Linked DNA regions of Homo sapiens: region 2 is linked to region 1. A link is a contact called in ENCODE Hi-C or POLR2A ChIA-PET data. All regions are on one chromosome and are shown on one strand. The core of a region is the stretch at or near the end of the contact, and the rest is flanking DNA. Distances in the headings are between cores, read along the strand shown.

What was found. A loop is a pair of places that touch in the nucleus more often than their neighbours do. ChIA-PET counts read pairs that join two places held with the same protein, here RNA polymerase II (POLR2A). Pooled maps may share reads with other maps.
Region 2: a loop to region 1 is called in a pooled map, with 4 times the contacts of the local background. The contact joins the enhancer-like site here to the promoter of ZBTB12 in region 1. A Hi-C loop is called at or near these places in 1 of 50 pooled maps. POLR2A ChIA-PET finds 5 or more read pairs at or near these places in 2 of 52 experiments (activated B cell and activated CD4-positive, alpha-beta T cell).

The regions. Positions count from the first base shown.
Region 1 is chr6:31,900,286-31,903,860 of GRCh38, forward strand. ZBTB12 (zinc finger and BTB domain containing 12) reads right to left here and starts at 1,801. Exons shown (of 2, transcript NM_181842.3): 1 at 1,552-1,801; 2 at 1-1,040. The coding sequence starts at 1,020. It also overlaps a transcript of C2 not described here.
Region 2 is chr6:33,569,546-33,573,120 of GRCh38, forward strand. BAK1 (BCL2 antagonist/killer 1) reads right to left here. Exons shown (of 6, transcript NM_001188.4): 6 at 3,007-3,575. Among named protein-coding and RNA genes, the nearest start is that of BAK1, 8.9 kb to the right of the region's middle. RefSeq lists an enhancer at 1,872-2,161. Within about 2 kb of position 1,771, at least 36 of the 41 ENCODE cell types and tissues checked have a DNase peak (open chromatin) inside an H3K27ac peak, as active enhancers do.

The DNA.
Region 1 (3,575 bases), core at 551-3,050:
TTCCGGGCACTTGGTGCACTTGATGTTCTTTAAGGGGTTTCCACCTGAGAAGCCCCCAGGCAGGGGTCCCCGGCTGCCCCCCGCCCCCAGGCTGCCCCCCGCCCCCCGGGCAGCCATGGCCACCGCTGCTGCTTCCACCAGGCCCGAGGTGGCCCCCACGCTGGCCCGGCCTCCGGGAATCAACAGCAGGCCCTCCCCTTCTGCATCTTCCGACAGGCTATAGCAGGCCTTCACCACACCCTGCGGTGGGGCTACAGTGCTGGGGGGAACGCTGCTCTGGGCCAGCTCCCCAAGGTGGCCACCCACGGAGCCTCCAATGCCCAGACCCCCTCCCAGGCCTCCAGGGGGTTTGAGCCGGTGTGCCACCTCCAGGGCCGACTCCACCTTGACGATGCAGATGTCAGACACGTCCTCATCCTCATCCTCATCCTCTTCCTCGGCTTTCAGCTCCAAGTCTTCATCCAGTGGGAACTCCAGCTTCACTGGCCGCAGGAGTGGAGGGGGTAGAGGAGGTGGGGGTGGGGGCTTCGGGGCTGGCTTTGGGGTCCTGGCTGGAGGGAGGAGGGACTTGGTGGCGCTGATGCTGCTCACAAGGCTAGCCTCACTGACCCCATCCTCTTTGAGGCCTATTTTGGGCTCAATGAACTGGCTGAGGGCATTCCGGCATTTCTCCACCACGTGCTCCATCTGCAGGTAGGAGGCGGCTGTAAGGTAGTTGACGATGTCCCTAACAGCGAATTCCAAGGCGCCCGTGTAGCAGGAGAGGAGCAAGTCGGCCACGATGCGTGCACTGTGCATCAGGGAGACCTGCAGCTCCGAGCTGGGGTTCAGCAGGAACTGGTCCCGCAGGAAGGGTGAGCAGGCGGCCAAGATGACCTTGTGGCCTCGAAACTTGAGGCTGTCGGCCACAATGGTCACGTCGCAGAACCGCTCCTCTGCCCGGAGCTGGTTCATGTTCCGTAGCGTTGCGGCCTCGTGGCCGGGCAGCTGGAAGCGCAGGACTTCCACCCCAGAGGCCATTGTGGCGGGGGTGGGCAACCCTGGTTGGGAAGGAAACCGGTCAGAGACAAAGGTCTCTGGCTCTCCGAAGCCAAGGCTCCAGGACCCTCGCCCCCATTCTTGCCCAGCCCCCCGGCATCCGATCTCCCGGTCTTCAGATTTCTTCCTCAGTTTCCCCAACCCTGGGGAGGTGCTGTCCCTCTGAGAGGAGGGAGGCGTGGTTCTCGGGGGCGGGGCAGCGGCGTCCACACCCCCCAGCCCAGCAGCCCGCTAGGATGGGGCGAGCCCGCGCGCCCACGGTGGAAGGACGGAGAAAAAGGGGGGCCAGAGGCCTGGGGCTCTGGACTCCAAGGTGGCCCCGGTTGCAGGCTCTTCTCACCCCGCCCCCTTTACCGGCTGCCTCATTCCTCCGCCCCCCCCTTACACGTTTGCACGCGCTTTTCACGTCCTCCCCCCCGCCGCCAGCACGCACCGTGCACGCCCTGCCCCCACGCTCAGAGCTCCGTGGCACGCCCCCCCAGCCCCACGACCCTGAGTGCACGCTCCTCTCACCTGGCCCGGTTCCGCGCGCTGTTTTTTTAATCCCTTATTTTCCCCACCCCCCCCCGGGGCCGGCAGCGACCCCCACACACGGGCAGGGCCTGGGCAGCGCGCAGGCGCGGGGATGCACGGGACGCGCGCGCGCGCGGGGCCGGCTCCGCGTGGGCGTAAGGGGGGAGGGGCGGGGGCGGCTCGTGCCGTGTGTTCCAGGCCCCGCGCGCGCGGCGGCGGCGGCGTCGGCTAGGACTCGGGGAGGAGGAAGAGGGGAGGGAATTAAAGGAGCAGGATCCCCCCTTCCCGACCCCCCTTTCTTCACCAGCACCCCCACGCGGTTAAAGGGCCGGACGGCCTTGCCTCCTCTTTGGCCGGGATTATTTGTCCGCCAGAGCGGAAATACGTTCCACACCCCCCTCTTTCTCGCTCCCCCTCCTCTGTACCTCCAAGCCCCGCGGCCAGTTTGCGCGTGCGTGCCAAGTGCCGCGCGGAGGCCCGCTCACTCGGGCCCGCCCCCCAATCCCGGCTGCCCATGGCGCTACTCGCTCCGCGTCCCCGCGCCCCGCCCGCGCCGCATCCCGCAGCGCGCGCGCGCACCCGTTCTCTCGGCTGCGGGCGCTGCCACCTGCTCCCAGGGGTGGTGCGTCTCCGGTCCAGCTGTGCCGAGCGCTGCCCTGGGTGCATCCGTGGCACCTCTCAGGGCCCCATCCGCCCCGTGGCTAACAGAGCTGTTGGTAGCTATTACCCACGCCTGCCTCCTCTGCTGAGTGTGCTCACAGTTGCTCCAGACACATTCCCAGGCTTTTCCAACTCTTGTAAAGCTAGTAACCGCCTCAGCCCTTCAGGCCTGAAATATGATTTCACTTTCCACAAAGCCAGACGATCCAGTGCCCTCAACTTTCCTCCACTCCATGTCAGTCCTTTAAAATCACACCCGCCCTCCCCTCCATTCTCAGGATTGATCCCAACTTCTTGCCAAGGCAGTCGCCCTCCGCTTGTGCTATCGATGACCTTGCCCATTTCACCTTTAGTATATAATTAACCCTAGGACTAATTTTAATGATGTGATTTATTATGTTAGTATGATTCTACTCTAATCTTCCACCGCTCCGTCCCCCTTATTCCTCACCTCTCCTCCAGACTGACAAGGTCCAGCTCTAAACAAAACTTCCCTTCAACACTGCGCCCGGGCCTTCTCTTTCTCTTGTCTCTCTCAGACTAAGTTATAGTCTCCACAGCTTCAGCGACAGCACTTAGGAGCGTCTTGAAGGCTGGTGCCTTCCCTTCCACTTCCTCGTACCTACACCCACTTCCCCACCTATCCAAGTCCGCGTGAAGATGCCACTGTTTCCTGCCAATTGGATTTCTTTTTTACGTCCTTCAGGAGACTAGTGCGTTTTCCATACATTTCAATTCTGATGAAGTTTCTTATTATGTGTTCAATATCTGGTTTCCCCATTAGACTATAAACTTCTTGGTTGCAGGAATTATGTTGTGGGTTTTGTTTTGCAAATAAAAATCATGCAATAGGGAGGGTGTGGTGGCTCACGCCTGTAATCCCAGCACTGTGGGAGGCCGAGGCAGGTGGATCACCTGAGGTCAGGAGTTCGAGACCAGCCTGGCCAACATGGTGAAACCCTGACTCTACTAAATATACAAAAATTAGCTGGACGTGGTGGCAGGTGCCTGTAATCCCAGCTACTGGGGAGGCTGAGGCAGGAGAATCGCTTGAACCTGGGAGGTGAAGGTTGCAGTGAGCCTAGATTGCGCCATTGCACTCCAGCCTGGGCGACAGAGCAAGACTCCTTCTCAAAACAAAACACCAAAAAAGGTCATGCAACAAATGATTGTTGAAGTAATTCCTCTTTGGCTCAGCCAGCATCCACCCATAAAAAGTTTGTTCTTGAGCTGAAACTGAATTCTTGAACTCAAGGGATGCTGTTTGGCAGGAGGGTGGAGGCAGCGTAGACAGTGTTTAGGTGGTACCTTGACTTTTTGCCTTTTTCTTTTAAATTCTCTGATTTGTATGCCCGCACCCAGTT
Region 2 (3,575 bases), core at 521-3,020, 1.7 Mb after region 1:
CTGCTTCAGTAGGCCAAATCATTACTTTTTGTTCTCTCTCTTTTTTTTTTGAGACAGAGTTTCACTCTTGTTGCCCAGGCTAGAGTGCAATGGCACTATCTCAGCTCACTGCAACCTCTGCCTCCCGAGTTCAAGCGATTCTCCTGCCTCAGCCTCCACAGTAGCTGGAATTAGAGGCATGCACCACCATGCCCGGCTAATTTTTTGTATTTTTAGTAGAGACAGGGTTTCTCGATGTTGGTCAGGCCGATCTCGAACTCCTGACCTCATGATCTGCCCACCTTGGCCTCCCAAAGTGCTGGGATTCAGGCATGAGCCACTGCGCCCAGCCTGTTGTATTATTTTCTAGTGAACTGAATCCCCTGTCCTCTCACGTCTTACTTTTATATCCCAGGAGTCCAGTGTTCACCTTTAACGTGTCCAGCAACAGCTCAACACACCCCAGGAGAAGCTGGGTTTTGCTGATTCTGGTTCCTGACCTTTGGGCACCTCCAGCAACCTTCAATAACTCCCTTCTCTTTCTCTCTCTCCACACACACACACACGCATGCATGCACGCACACATACACACGCATGCACGCACGCACACACACACACGAAATCATGATTATCCTTATCTGTTCAGCTCAGATAGAATTAAATCCACATTTGGGCCTCGCACTGTGGCTCACGCCTGTAATCCTAGAACTTTGGGAGGCCAAGGTGGGCAGATCATGAGGTCAGGAGTTCGAGACCAGCCTGGCCAGAATGGTGAAACGCCGTCTCTACTAAAAATACAACAACAACAAAAAAAATTAGCCGGGCATGGTGGCGCGTGCCTGTAGTCTCAGCTACTCGGGAGGCTAAGGCAGGAGAATCGCTTGAACCCGGGAGGCGGAGGTTGTAGTGAGCCGAGATTGTGCCACTGCACTCCATCCAACCTAGGTGACAGAGCGAGACTCTGTCTCAAAAAAAAAAAAAAAATTAAATCCACATTTTACAAGCATCTTACAAAATGGGGCCTCTACATCTGAAGTGCATACAACTGGAGCAGGAGGGGTACATTTTTGTCACGGGTGAAAAAACAAAACAAAAACAAAAAAAACTAGTGGATATGGTGGTTTAAGTTTAATGAATACATGTAAATTTATTTTAATGCATTCAGGTGACTATGTCATAATAACTTGTTCAATATACTGAGTGATTTTAGGCTAAGGAAGGATTTTTTCAAATGAAAGGGTTTGGATGGACACTCGGTGACTCTCTAAAATATACTCTTCAGAGGAGGTAAAAATAAATACGTGAAGGTAAAACGGCAGGGTGGGGGTGGGGAGAATGTGAGGCTGTTGTGTGCAAGGAAGGGCGGGTATTCATACTGAAACTGCAGAACTAAGCAGGTGACAGCTGCACACCGCTCCTTTCCCTGGCCGGGCTGCCCCAGCTCAGTGACATCACAGACTGTGACGAACCCAGACGTATTTGGTGGAAACCAAGCCACAATCTCAGAAGCAGCGCACAGTTTGAGTAGAAATGAGTTTTTTTGGTTTCTCTTCCCTAATACCCACAGAGCCCCTACACTCCCGTTATCCTCGCAGCCCCTGGCTGACTGTGTCCGACCTAACTTCTCGCCCCCTGGTTTCAGAATATCCTGGCAGCGGAATAGAGGGCGTTGGGGGGCGGTGCAGGCCAAAACTTTTTGGGCTGCCCCACCCATGCCTTTCCGGTTAGCGTTGCAGCTCCTTAGACGAGTAGGCTAACCACAGCCCACCCGCCTTTCTTCCAGCGATGCAACGATCTGTTCGCCGCTCAATGCCGCATGCTGTTCAAAGCCCAGAGGCTGGAGTGGGTGCGCCCCAAAGGCCCCGCCCAAGGAAGGGCACGCTTGCGTGCTCGCGGCGGCGGCCATCTTGGACTCGGGCAGCCGCCCACTTCTAACCTCTATGGCATCGCTCCGGGAGGGAGGCGACCCCGCACTCTGGGCCTCTTAAACCTGTGCTCGCGAGCCCCACATTGCTCTCCGGCCTCCACGTAAAACTCGAGCCAGTTTCCTGGTGGCAAGTCCTCACTCCTTGGGTGACTCTGAGAAAGCACCCGTTTCCTTATCTGTAAATAGTAGTTTGAGTACCCCCACCCCCGTCTCCTACCTATTATTTGGGCAGATGATGAACTCTCAGCATAAAGCCTGGCACACAGTATGTGTTCTATAAATGTTGTCTGTGAGCTTTTCCTGTACACTGCGGGGTGCCTTGTAGCAACCACCTTCCAGCCACCACTGCCTGCAGCGCCGCCTTTTCCCTTTTCCAAGATCGCGTCTGTACTAGACTCTGAAGACCTTGTGGAGGGAAAAGGGGCTTGGCAAGCCCACCCCAGGAGGGTGAAGGTGAAACTCACGAGTTCTCTTGGACTTGCATGTGACCCTTTTGGAAGGGCGTCAGAAACACAGACCAGGGTGCCCAGGACTGGAAAGACTGTAGATTTTGGAACATTTAAACGCCCCCATGCTTGTTATTTTTATCACCCCTGGCTGGGTACCCATAGGGACTCCCAAGCAGCATAAAACTAGAATGAAAGCCCTGCGTGTGTGCTGACTGTGGAGACATCAGGAAGGGGGAGCTGGGACATTGTGTCCCAGGCAGAGCTAAATGTGGGGGAGAAGGGCCTTTTGGACCAGCGTGGGTGGTAGCCCCAGGGTGGGAGAAGAATTCAGCCCAGGTCAGAGGTAGCCTGTGGGGGTCCTCAGATATGTGCAGCTGCTCCACCAGCTCTGTAGCTAAAGGACCTCCCAGACTTCCTAAAGGGTGGAAACTGCATGAAACCCAACGAGATGAGAGAAGTTCATGGGGAGGGGCGAACGCCTTCCATCGGAGTGGGGGCTGCAGAACCATACTCAGGCCTCTATGGGATTCTAGAGGCCTAGTGTGAGGTTTTATTCAGTAATAAGCCAGATGTATGCCAGGCGTGCCCAGGTTCCCACAGTCTGGCCTGATGGAAAGAGGGGTAGCAGAGAATACAAAAACTAAGTCAGGGTGAGGGGATTGCACAGTTTATTTCCAAACACTCAGAGGATAGGGGGTGGCCTATGGGCTCCATCTGCCTCCCCTCCCTGCATTTGGCTGAATCAAGAACTTCTCCCCCCTGACCCCCAAGACCCTAGGCTGTGCCCAATAGAGAAGGCACTGTCACCCCCCACCCTGAGGAGACCTAGACAGGTGAGGAGCATGGAGGGTGGGGGAACAGAGTTCAAGTATTCACAGTTCCCCCATCTACACCCCTGGATTACACTGTGCCAGAGCCATGAGGGAGGATCCCACCTCTGGGATTCCTAGTGGTGTTGATAGTCCTTCTCCCACTTAGAACCCTCCAGATGAACTCCCTACTCCTTTTCCCTGATATAACAAACCAAGTCCTAAGCCCTGTAGTCTGGGCAAGGAGGAGCCTTAGCAGGCCACTCACCCAAGGCCCCCAGGGATGGGGGTGAGAGCCTTCACCTGTAGTGAATGGGTTGGGAGCAAGTGTCTATAAGGAGAGAGGAAGGGAGAGAACTGAGAGGACCTTGGGAGGCAGGCTTGGAGGCTTCTGACACGTGAGTTCAGACA